Regions from separate parts of the Mus musculus genome. Here region 2 is linked to region 1. Evidence: chromatin contacts called from ENCODE Hi-C or POLR2A ChIA-PET data. All regions are on one chromosome and are shown on one strand. Each heading gives the region's core, a stretch centred on a gene start or an enhancer-like site at or near the end of the contact. The rest is flanking DNA. Distances are from core to core; before and after follow the strand shown.

Region 1 (4,700 bases), core at 1,551-4,050:
TAGATCATCTCTCATTGACACGCTCATAGGTTCATTTCCATGGCGATCTTAGATGCAGTCAAGTTGTCAAGATTAGCCATCATACCTGGTGCCCTGGGACTTTGGTATGATGAGTTCATTGTACCTACCAGCTTGATCCATTGAGGCAAAAAACAATGGCCTCCTGGCCTTTTGATTTAATATTACTGACAAAGGGGAGGAAGTGACTCACTTCTCCTTTTGATTGGCTGGACCTTTGAATGGATGAATGGGGGTATAGAAGGGGAGAGTGGGGACTCTGGGGACAAATGTGGTCAGGTCATCTGTATTTGCTGGCTGCTATGAAGCTGTGGTTCTGTTTCTGTTGGTTCTATTTCAAAGGAATGGCTTTCAGGTTCTTGGACCCTCTGAATAGCAGTTGGTCCATGCCCAGCTGGGAGGGACAAAGGAAGGAATGTCCAATTCAAGCCTTGTCAGCTAAGGCTCTGGAAAAGAGGTCAGGAGCATGTGCCCGGTGTTGGCTGGAGTAAGATGCTCAGCCCCCAGTAGCATGGATCTGCCTTGGACTGGCTGTTTAGTTGGAATTTGGGCTTGCTGGGAATACACTCTCATGCTGCCAGAGGCCATGCCAAAGTTCCACTTGTCTGAGTGCAGATAATGGCACTTCTGTGTCTTGCTGTCCCCCAGCTGTCCCAGTCAGAGACATAGGACCTACATTCCAGAACACTGAGGCTTGCTCTCATCACGAGCACTATGTGGCACACAGGGACATATATACACACTGTCGCTGCGGTAGCTAAACAGAGGTATAGTGGCTCTTACAAACAGGTGTGCAATACTGTGGCATGTACACCAACATGTGTGTCTGTTCACATCTGGATATTAACACAACAGAGGCATTCATTGTTAGCGTCCACCCAAATACAAGTGTGCAAGAAGGGACAGCCTCACACTACTTTTTCCTCCTCTTCCTCCTCATCCCCCCTCCTCCTCCTCTTCTTTTTAGACTAACCAAGTGCACTAGTTAAAAGGGGGAGGGTAGAACATGGAGTTCTATCTTTAACTGACTGTGAGCAATCGGTTGAGATAACTCACCACCTCTGGACCTGTCCACACTAGGTTTAATGTTCTATCTACAGTTAGGGTTTTGCAATTCCTTGCAATGTTTGCACAAGAGGTCCGAGTTTCCGTTTGGCCCTGAGCTCTGCATAGATGCACCCGCACAGCTCATTCTGCTTGCTCTTTCCTTGTCTTGACCACCAGACTTCAAAGGCTTCAGAGATCTGCAGCGGGAGGGTCTGACGCCGCAGAGTTGAAGTAATGCAGGGTGCTGACCTCTAGGTGGCAGCACCATTCCGATCAAACCTCAGTGGGCTGCAGAGGGGAGAAAACTGGCCCCTCAGATAGGGGTTTGAGGTGGCCCCAGGATCCACTGTCCCCCACTCCCTGCCCCCGAAAGCTTGAGGTTTACCAAAGTAACTGCCCTAGAGGGAATTACCTGATCCATTCTTCTACCAAGGAATCTTTAATAGCTTTCTTTAAAAAATCTAATTACAAGTCATGGATAGTGGTGCCACACCTTTAGCTCTAGCTCTTGAGAGGCAGACAGACTGATTTCTGTGATTTCAAGGCCAGCCCTGGTCTGCATAGAGAGTTCTAGGACATCCAGGGTTTTGTAGTGAGACCCTTGTCTTCAAACAAACAAACAAACAAACAAATCTGATTACAAACGCAACACATTTTATTTTAGAAAACAGAACACATACACACAGATGTATGTATGTGCATGTGTGTGCATGGGAGGTGGCATTTGTGCATGTGAACGCTGGTGCCTCTGGAGGCTAAAAGAAGGTCAGACCCCTTCAAGCTGGTGTCTCAGGTAGCTGTGTACAGGGAACTAAATGTAGGTCCTCTTCAGCAGCAGGAAGTGCTTTACCCACAAGCCATCTCTCCGGACCATATGTGGTTTTAAAAATGCCTTTGGCTTTTTCTATCTTTCTTTCCACCACATCTTTGGGATTTGGTGGGCACCCCCTCCCCCAGGCCCCAATTCAGGATTCAAGTTAGAAACCAGGAGAAAGGCCCAAGTCCTTGAAACTCTCCCCACTCCTCAGGCACTGTTCTGTTGAGATCTCCACACAGACCTCCTCTCTATCCAGGTTTGAATGTCCACTAGGGATGACCGAGGTTCCCTTCTGAGATCTCTTCCAGATGGCAGAGGTTTCTCACAGTCTCTTCCTTAGAGGCCTGTCTCGTTCCCCTGTGGGCTGCTTTTGACTCAGACTTAACAGGCAGAGGGAAGGAGTAGCCATCTCTCTCAGAAGGCACCTGCAGCTGATGTGTGGGCACAGATGAGTTGTTCTCATCACTCTTGGGAGATATTAAAAGCCATACTTGCCATGGTGTCAATGTGGCTGGACTGGGGACCATCTAGGAAGCTTCATTTCTGGTGTATCTGGGAGGGGGTTTCCAGAGGAGACTGTCGTGTCAGTGGATTGAGTCTGGGATGATCCACCCTTGTGGGCAGCCACCATCCAATAGGCTGGAACCCCAGATAGAAGAACAAAAGGCAGAGGACAGACATCTTTCCCTCTCCTGGAGCAGGGACACTCTTTCTGCTGCCCTGAGATACCACACCTTTACAAAAACCCCTTCAGTCCCAACTGCAGGATTTATAGGAATAGACCTCCTAGTCCCAGCCTGTGAGTCTAGATTGAACATTACAGGACGTGTTTAAATGTGTATTGAGCCAAGATAGGAAATCCCAGTGTCTCCAGCTTGAAGAGAGCCCGCTGAGGCTTTGCAGGGTCCATAATCACGTAAAGTAATCCCCCAGACACCATTTCCTCTCCTTCTTTTCTATTTGCTTGTCTTTCTAGAGCAGTAGCCCTCGACCTGTAGGTTGTGACCCTTTTGGGGTCAAATGACCCTTTCATAGGGATCACCTAAGGCTGCCATAAACCGCAGATATTTACATTACAATTTATAACAGTAGCAAGATTACAGTTATGAAACAGCAACAAAAATAATTTTATGGTTGAGGGTCGCAACATGAGGGACAGTATTGAAGGGTCACAGCATCAAGAAGGTTGAGAGCCGCTGCTTTAATGAGCCCTGGCTAAGGACATTCACCTCTCAAGGGTGTGTGTCCAAGTCACGTGGTGTTCTGGGGAGCCCAGCAGTTTCCCCCGCTAAGAAAGCTTCCAAGATGTCAGGGAATCAAACTGAGCATTAAACTGAAAACATCAGAAAGATTCTTGCTTAGCTTTTACCTTTTAAATTTAGAAATGTGTTTATCTTTATGTGTGTGGGTGCTTCTCGCGCATGCGTGTCTGTGTGCTCTCAAGTGTTCTCTTTCCCTGTCTCTCCAAATGGCAGATCTGTTTCCTCCTGTCCCCTAGCTCACCGCACCATCTCTAGCTTTGCGGGGCACCTAGAATCAATGGGTTTTTACTGGGGGTCAGCCCTGTCTATTCATCTTTCTTGTTCTCTCTTGAAGGTAGCCAAGGGGGAAGAGCATTGGTGGGGGCAAGACTTGGTCTTGTGAGATATTGAGGGTTGCTATTTAATAATAATAATAAAAAATGTTTACCTGTCTTAAATCTAAGTCAGTTTGCTATGGTAGCTGACCTGGCTGTCTGTGTTCCTCTGAGACCAGAAACCTGCCAGTCTCTGGCATCATACCACAGTGAAACAGAAGGAGATTAAGTGGAGTAGCCCTGTTCTATCTCCACAGGAACTGTGAGGCTCTAATTCCCAGCCTACTACTCGAAGTCTCAAGAAGAAAAAGGGACACTTTGAGAAAGTGATTTTAATCTTTATTTCTAAGGACTATATGTGACAAGTTCTCCAAGGAAGTTCTCTAAGAAAAGATTCTCTCTTTAAAAAAAAAAAAAAAAAAGAATCTTCCCTTTCTTTTCCCTCAGCACTTACAGGTCTTTCAGAAAACATGACCACATGGTAAAAAGCTACCACAAGTTTACACATAAAGTCAAATCATCGATTGAATAAGAAGTTTACAACAGGGGATGTTGACATGCATATCCATTTAGAGTAATTATCTGGCTGAACATTCATTATTTGTCACAAGCTCAACAGGTTTATGGAGCGTTAAAGACCATAACTAAGTTGAAGTTTGTACAGATAAAACCCAGTCAATATCTTATCATCTCTCCTTGCACCTATAGTAAATCATTAGTTCCCTTTTCATGACTTTTGGTTAATTGTTTTATAACCTCTTGGAACGTGCTCTGAGTTGTAGATGCCTGCTTGCTATCTCAGGGACAATAAACTCATGACACTAAAGACTGGCAGGGTTCTCAGTGTAGTTTTGACATCATAAAGGACATGATAGCAGCCCTATTATAAAAGATCTTAATAATTACTAATACAATTTTAGGAATTCTTATAGGATTATCATTAAGAATTAAAAAGCCATCAATTTGTCTATATGGCATCACTAAAAGACAGACATCTTCGTTGTTCTGCAGAGATCTGCTCAGAAGGGTGGGCTAATACCTAGTCTCACACACACACACACACACACACACACACACACACACACACACACACACACACACGCACACACGCACGCACGCACGCATACACACACACACACCTTGCCTAGAGCAGCGAAACCATCAGAGATTTACAGTCCATGGCAGAACCATCTCAGGAAGATCACCTGCTCTTTTTCAGCTTCTCCCAGACGGCTCCTGGCA
Region 2 (4,700 bases), core at 753-3,252, 39 kb before region 1:
GAGATGACATGGTATGGGCGATTCATGTTGGTATGTGAGGGTTCCTGAGTCACGTGTCGTATATTGGAACTTCCAACCTGTGTGTGTGTGTGTGTGTGTGTGTGTGCGTGTGTGTGCGTGCGCACGCGCGCTTGTGTGAAGGTGGTGGGGTGGGGCAGAGAACAATCTCAGATCTCAGATGGGGCCCCAGGCACCAGCCATTTTATTAACTTTATATCATTTTTGGGATGGGGGACTTCCCATGGCCTAGGACTCACCTTGGCTGGCTGGTCACTGAGCCTAGGGATCTACCTGTCTCTCCTTCCCCAGGGCTGGATCACAGGCATGCAACATGCCTTGTGTTGTTTATGAAGACTCTGGGGATCCAGCTCAGGGCCTTGTGCTGTCAAGGCAAGCGCTTAATCACGTGAGCTATCATCCCAGCACTTTCCCTCACTCTCTATCCTGGAACTTGAAATTCTCCTCTTCCTACTCAGAGTCCAGAGTGGGGGAGTGGGGGAGTGGGGGTGGGTGGATTACAAGCATATACCACCATGCCAGACTCCAAAACCCACCTCTTAGTGAGAATAAAAACGTGACTATAGAAGGGCCACCACTGACCCTATAAACAGCTTCTTTGAATGATCATTTAGGGAAGTTGAATGCAAACCTGCTATTCCTTCCTTTACTCTCCTAATGGCCCTTGAGTCTACAGCTGGCCTTAGACTTCCAGGGGGTGGGACTTCAAAGGTCTGAGGTCACTACCCTCCCTGCTTGATTGACAGTTATGACAAAAGACCCCAGGCAGCAGAAAGAGAGTCAGAGAGGCTAGGCTATGAGTGCTCATGAGGGGAAGAGACCAGAAAGAGACTAGGTTTCTTTGTGCTTGAAGGGCCAGGATCCCAGGGGAGAGTAGCTCTCTGGAAGTCCATCAGGACATATAGGACAGGCCCAGGCCATCCTAAGTTAGTGTGAGCCTATATATCCCACCCATGGGGGGTGGGGGTTCGGGCACTGAAGAGCATCTCCCTAACTAGACCCTCCTGGTACCTTCTCTTCCCTACTGTCAAGCTCCAGGTGCAGAGTATGCTGGGAAAATGCTAGACAGTGAATTTTTGCAACACACTGTGACAGTATTTCAGGGTAGGATAGATGCTCAAAAAAACAGGGAGGGGAGTTCAAGAGAAAAGCATTCCAGGGGAACAGAATAGACTAGAGAGGGGGTGTACAGCTGGTTTGCAGGAGCCATGCTCTATTTCCAGATATCTTGCTTATTGGGATTTATATAAATTTACAATGAAGTGGTAAAAACTGAAGCCCAAGACGACAACGACGACTACTACTACTACTAAGCATAAGGCTTCAAGGATGGACAGGTAAACCGAGGCAGCTCCCACCACTTTGGGCTTCAGGTGAGAAATTAGTCCCTTTTCCACTACGTGCCTTGGCACCTCCTGGCTCTACCTGTTTCTCCTGTTGGGAGTTCAGCTCAATCCGGCAGGGTCGTGAAGGCACTCGGCAAGGCGGGCTTCATAAATGCTAGTTTTATTTTTATTCCGTTCTGTTACTTTCTCCTCTTGGGGCATGCTAGATCTCCTCACCACAGCTCCTCTGAATTGCTTTGTTTATTCTCTTGCTCCCCCCCCCCAACTTTCTCAGGAGGCATCAGGTCTTTCCAAACCCCATCCACTCACTGCTACCCACCTGTCTCTTATCCCACACCAACCCACAGACGGCCACAAGCAGCCACGGACAGTCTTCCTAAGGCAAATTAGAGGCGCCCTGGAAACTCTTCTCTCATAGACTGCATCCCCTCCTCCACTCCCGCGTGATACCACGCTATGCACCCCCGGAGAAGCACCCTCTCTCACAGAAAAGCAAGTAGGACGCGTTGGGTAGCAGATACCAGGGATTTGCGCTCCCCGTTTCCCAGCTCCGCCATGTCACCCCCTCCCCACGCCCTCAGAGGTTCCCTCCTTCCGCCACCAACCTGCGGCCAGCCAAAGGGAGGAGACTTGGGCACAGCCCACTGTTTGGGCCACTCCGAGACGTTGCACCTTCCATTTCCCGTACTGCGGGGGACGCAGGCGCCATGAAGCCGGGTTGCGCGCTGCCCCAGTGTCACCTCGAGCTTCAAATAGCCCCCTTTATGTATGAGAAGTATTATACGAGGAGGGGCAAACAAGACTCCCGTGCGAAGACGCAGAAGCTGTTCGGAATCCCGACTGTCTACGAGAGAGGTTTCTCTCCTCACCCCCATGGGAGGCGGTACAATGGTGCGGGCCACTTGAGAACCCTCCCGGCTCCTGGTTTGAACCCTCCAGCTTCTTCGGAGCGCAAGGGCGAGTGCCAGCCCAGCTACTTTTGCGACTGAGTGCAGCGAGCCGCCCAGGATGGAGCCGCTAGCTGGGTCCTGGCGAAAGCAGGGCAGAGTGCCTGGAGCCCTTTCACCGGAATTGGACATTCTAGAAGCCAGAGAACTCTGGCTGCAAGAAACGAAAGCAGAAGGGTAATCAGTGCGCCCGGAGAGGCGACTGGAAGGCCATCTCTGACTTGTGTTTGTTTTTCCCATTCTTGAAGACAGAGTCCTGAGCCAGCCCCTCCCACCAATTTGCTGCTATAGTAATGCACCGAAGCTCTTAGCCACGCCCACCTGCCCTCCTAGGCACCAGAAAGGGAGGGCGCCGGGGAAGTGGGAGGGGTGGAGCAGGCTTTCCCTAGGGAATGTGCCAACCTCTCCCACTGTGAGTCTGGCTCTGAGTGTAGTTACGATTGCACGCTGGGAAAATGTAGTGGGAGCAACAGCCCCGCCCCCTGGGCTCCGCCCACCGCACTCAGCCCTCTCAGGCCTGTCTCTTTCCTGGTTCCCAACCGCGCCAGGTGACTCGCAGAACTGACACTATGGTACATCAGGTGCTCTACCGGGCGCTGGTATCCACCAAGTGGCTGGCGGAATCCATTCGGTCTGGCCGCCTGGGGCCCAGCCTTCGGGTGCTGGACGCGTCTTGGTACTCACCCGGGACCCGCCAGGCACGCAAAGAGTACCAGGAGCGACACGTGCCTGGCGCGTCCTTCTTTGATATAGAGGAATGCCGGGACACGACTTCGCCTTATGAGATGATGCTGCCCAGTGAGGCCCACTTTGGGGACTATGTGGGCAACCTGGGCATAAGCAACGACACACATGTGGTGGTATACGATGGAGATGACCTGGGCAGCTTCTATGCACCCAGAGTCTGGTGGATGTTTCGTGTGTTTGGCCACCGCACAGTGTCAGTGCTCAATGGTGGCTTCCGGAACTGGCTGAAGGAGGGCCACCCGGTGACATCTGAGCCCTCGAGGCCAGAGCCAGCCGTTTTCAAAGCCACACTGAATCTCTCCCTGCTCAAGACCTATGAGCAGGTCCTAGAGAATCTCCAGTCTAAAAGGTTCCAGCTGGTGGACTCTCGGGCCCAAGGACGGTACCTGGGCACACAACCGGAGCCGGATATAGTAGGTAGGTGTTCCAGTGGCCCTTGGGAGGATTGCACAACAAAAGGATGGGGAATCAAAAAACCCCTGGATCCCTCAGGCCCTCTAGGTAGACTTGTCTTTCCATCTGTAAAATGGGAGGGTACGGCCAACCTTGAAGTCTTTTATAGCGCTCATACATGGGGGCCCTGTGTGCCATAGCCGGGTGCTAACAAGCTGCCCCTATTAGGTGACTGGGGTCCTGTCCATCCATGGTCCACTTCCAGGCACCAGCGCTCCCACATGCAGTAGATGTACGAAAAGGTGTTCTCTCCACAAGCAGTCATTTGTATGGCTGCACAGAGGTCTACAAATCTCTTCCCACTCTCTCCATCCCAGAAGCCCTTTCAAATATCAACAAGGCCCTTCTGAGCTCTTCTGGGACCCTGGCTAGTGTCTGTGAAAGGCACCTCAGTTCATAACCTCAGCAAGTGGCTGCGACCTGTCTGTTACAGCAGCTATCAGCCAGGGAAATGGACGGGATGAAATACCTGACTTAGATGAAGCACTGGGGGATTGTTACTTGGTCAGTTAAGTGGTAGAATCTGGATTTGAACCTGGTATCATTTTGTTTTAACCCAGGGTTCGAAATCCAGATATAAATCCATTCAGTCCCACCACCATTTCCTAGGGTTCAGGGGCTCCTCCTGTGCTAGGTATTCCTGGAAAGATGGCCCCTTGGGTCCCCTTTGGTATGTGTGAGAAAGCCTGAAGAAGTCTGTATAGTTTAGGAGTCAGGAAAAAATAAACTCAGGAGATGAAATGCTGCTTTCTAGAGGCGCCTGACCAGAGGCAACCCCAAGTTTTGGCCCACCTCACCTCTCTCTCTCTCTCTCTCTCTCTCTCTCTCTCTCTCTCTCTCTCTCTCTCTGCCTCCCTCATCAGTAAGACTTAACTCCAGGATACATTTTGCCTAACTTGTTTCAAAATGTTGCCTAAAAAGTTTCAAAACTTGCCTACAAAGTTTCAAAAACTTGTCTCTTCCTTTCTGCCAGCTGATGTCAGCAACCCTGTTTTTACAGTCTTAGTACTAAATTCTCATCCCACTGGACAGAGGGGGCCTTGGCACACAGGCAGCAGTAGATCAAGGCCACACATGGAGTTGGCAGAGGCTGGCATTGCTCCAGTCTCACTCTCTCCAGGCCTTTGATTTCTCCCGCCTGCTTGGCTCTGGGAAGGTCAGAGGAGAAAGATGCATGCTTGTTAGGCAC

What was found. Hi-C counts contacts between places; a loop is a spot of excess contacts on that map. ChIA-PET counts read pairs that join two places held with the same protein, here RNA polymerase II (POLR2A).
Region 2: a loop to region 1 is called in a map of left cerebral cortex, with 2.3 times the contacts of the local background. The contact joins the promoter of Mpst here to the enhancer-like site in region 1. A Hi-C loop is called at or near these places in 2 of 37 maps with a recorded cell type or tissue (both left cerebral cortex). POLR2A ChIA-PET finds 5 or more read pairs at or near these places in 3 of 5 experiments (Patski and embryonic stem cell).

What each region holds. Positions count from the first base shown.
Region 1 is chr15:78,365,638-78,370,337 of GRCm38, reverse strand. No RefSeq gene overlaps it. Among named protein-coding and RNA genes, the nearest start is that of Mir7676-2, 19 kb to the right of the region's middle. Within about 2 kb of position 2,800, at least 1 of the 3 ENCODE cell types and tissues checked has a DNase peak (open chromatin) inside an H3K27ac peak, as active enhancers do; it is left cerebral cortex, where a contact is called at or near this core.
Region 2 is chr15:78,404,014-78,408,713 of GRCm38, reverse strand. Mpst (mercaptopyruvate sulfurtransferase) reads right to left here and starts at 2,002. Exons shown (of 3, transcript NM_001162493.1): 1 at 1,970-2,002. It overlaps Tst (thiosulfate sulfurtransferase, mitochondrial), which reads left to right and starts at 2,849. Exons shown (of 2, transcript NM_009437.5): 1 at 2,849-3,475. The coding sequence starts at 2,881.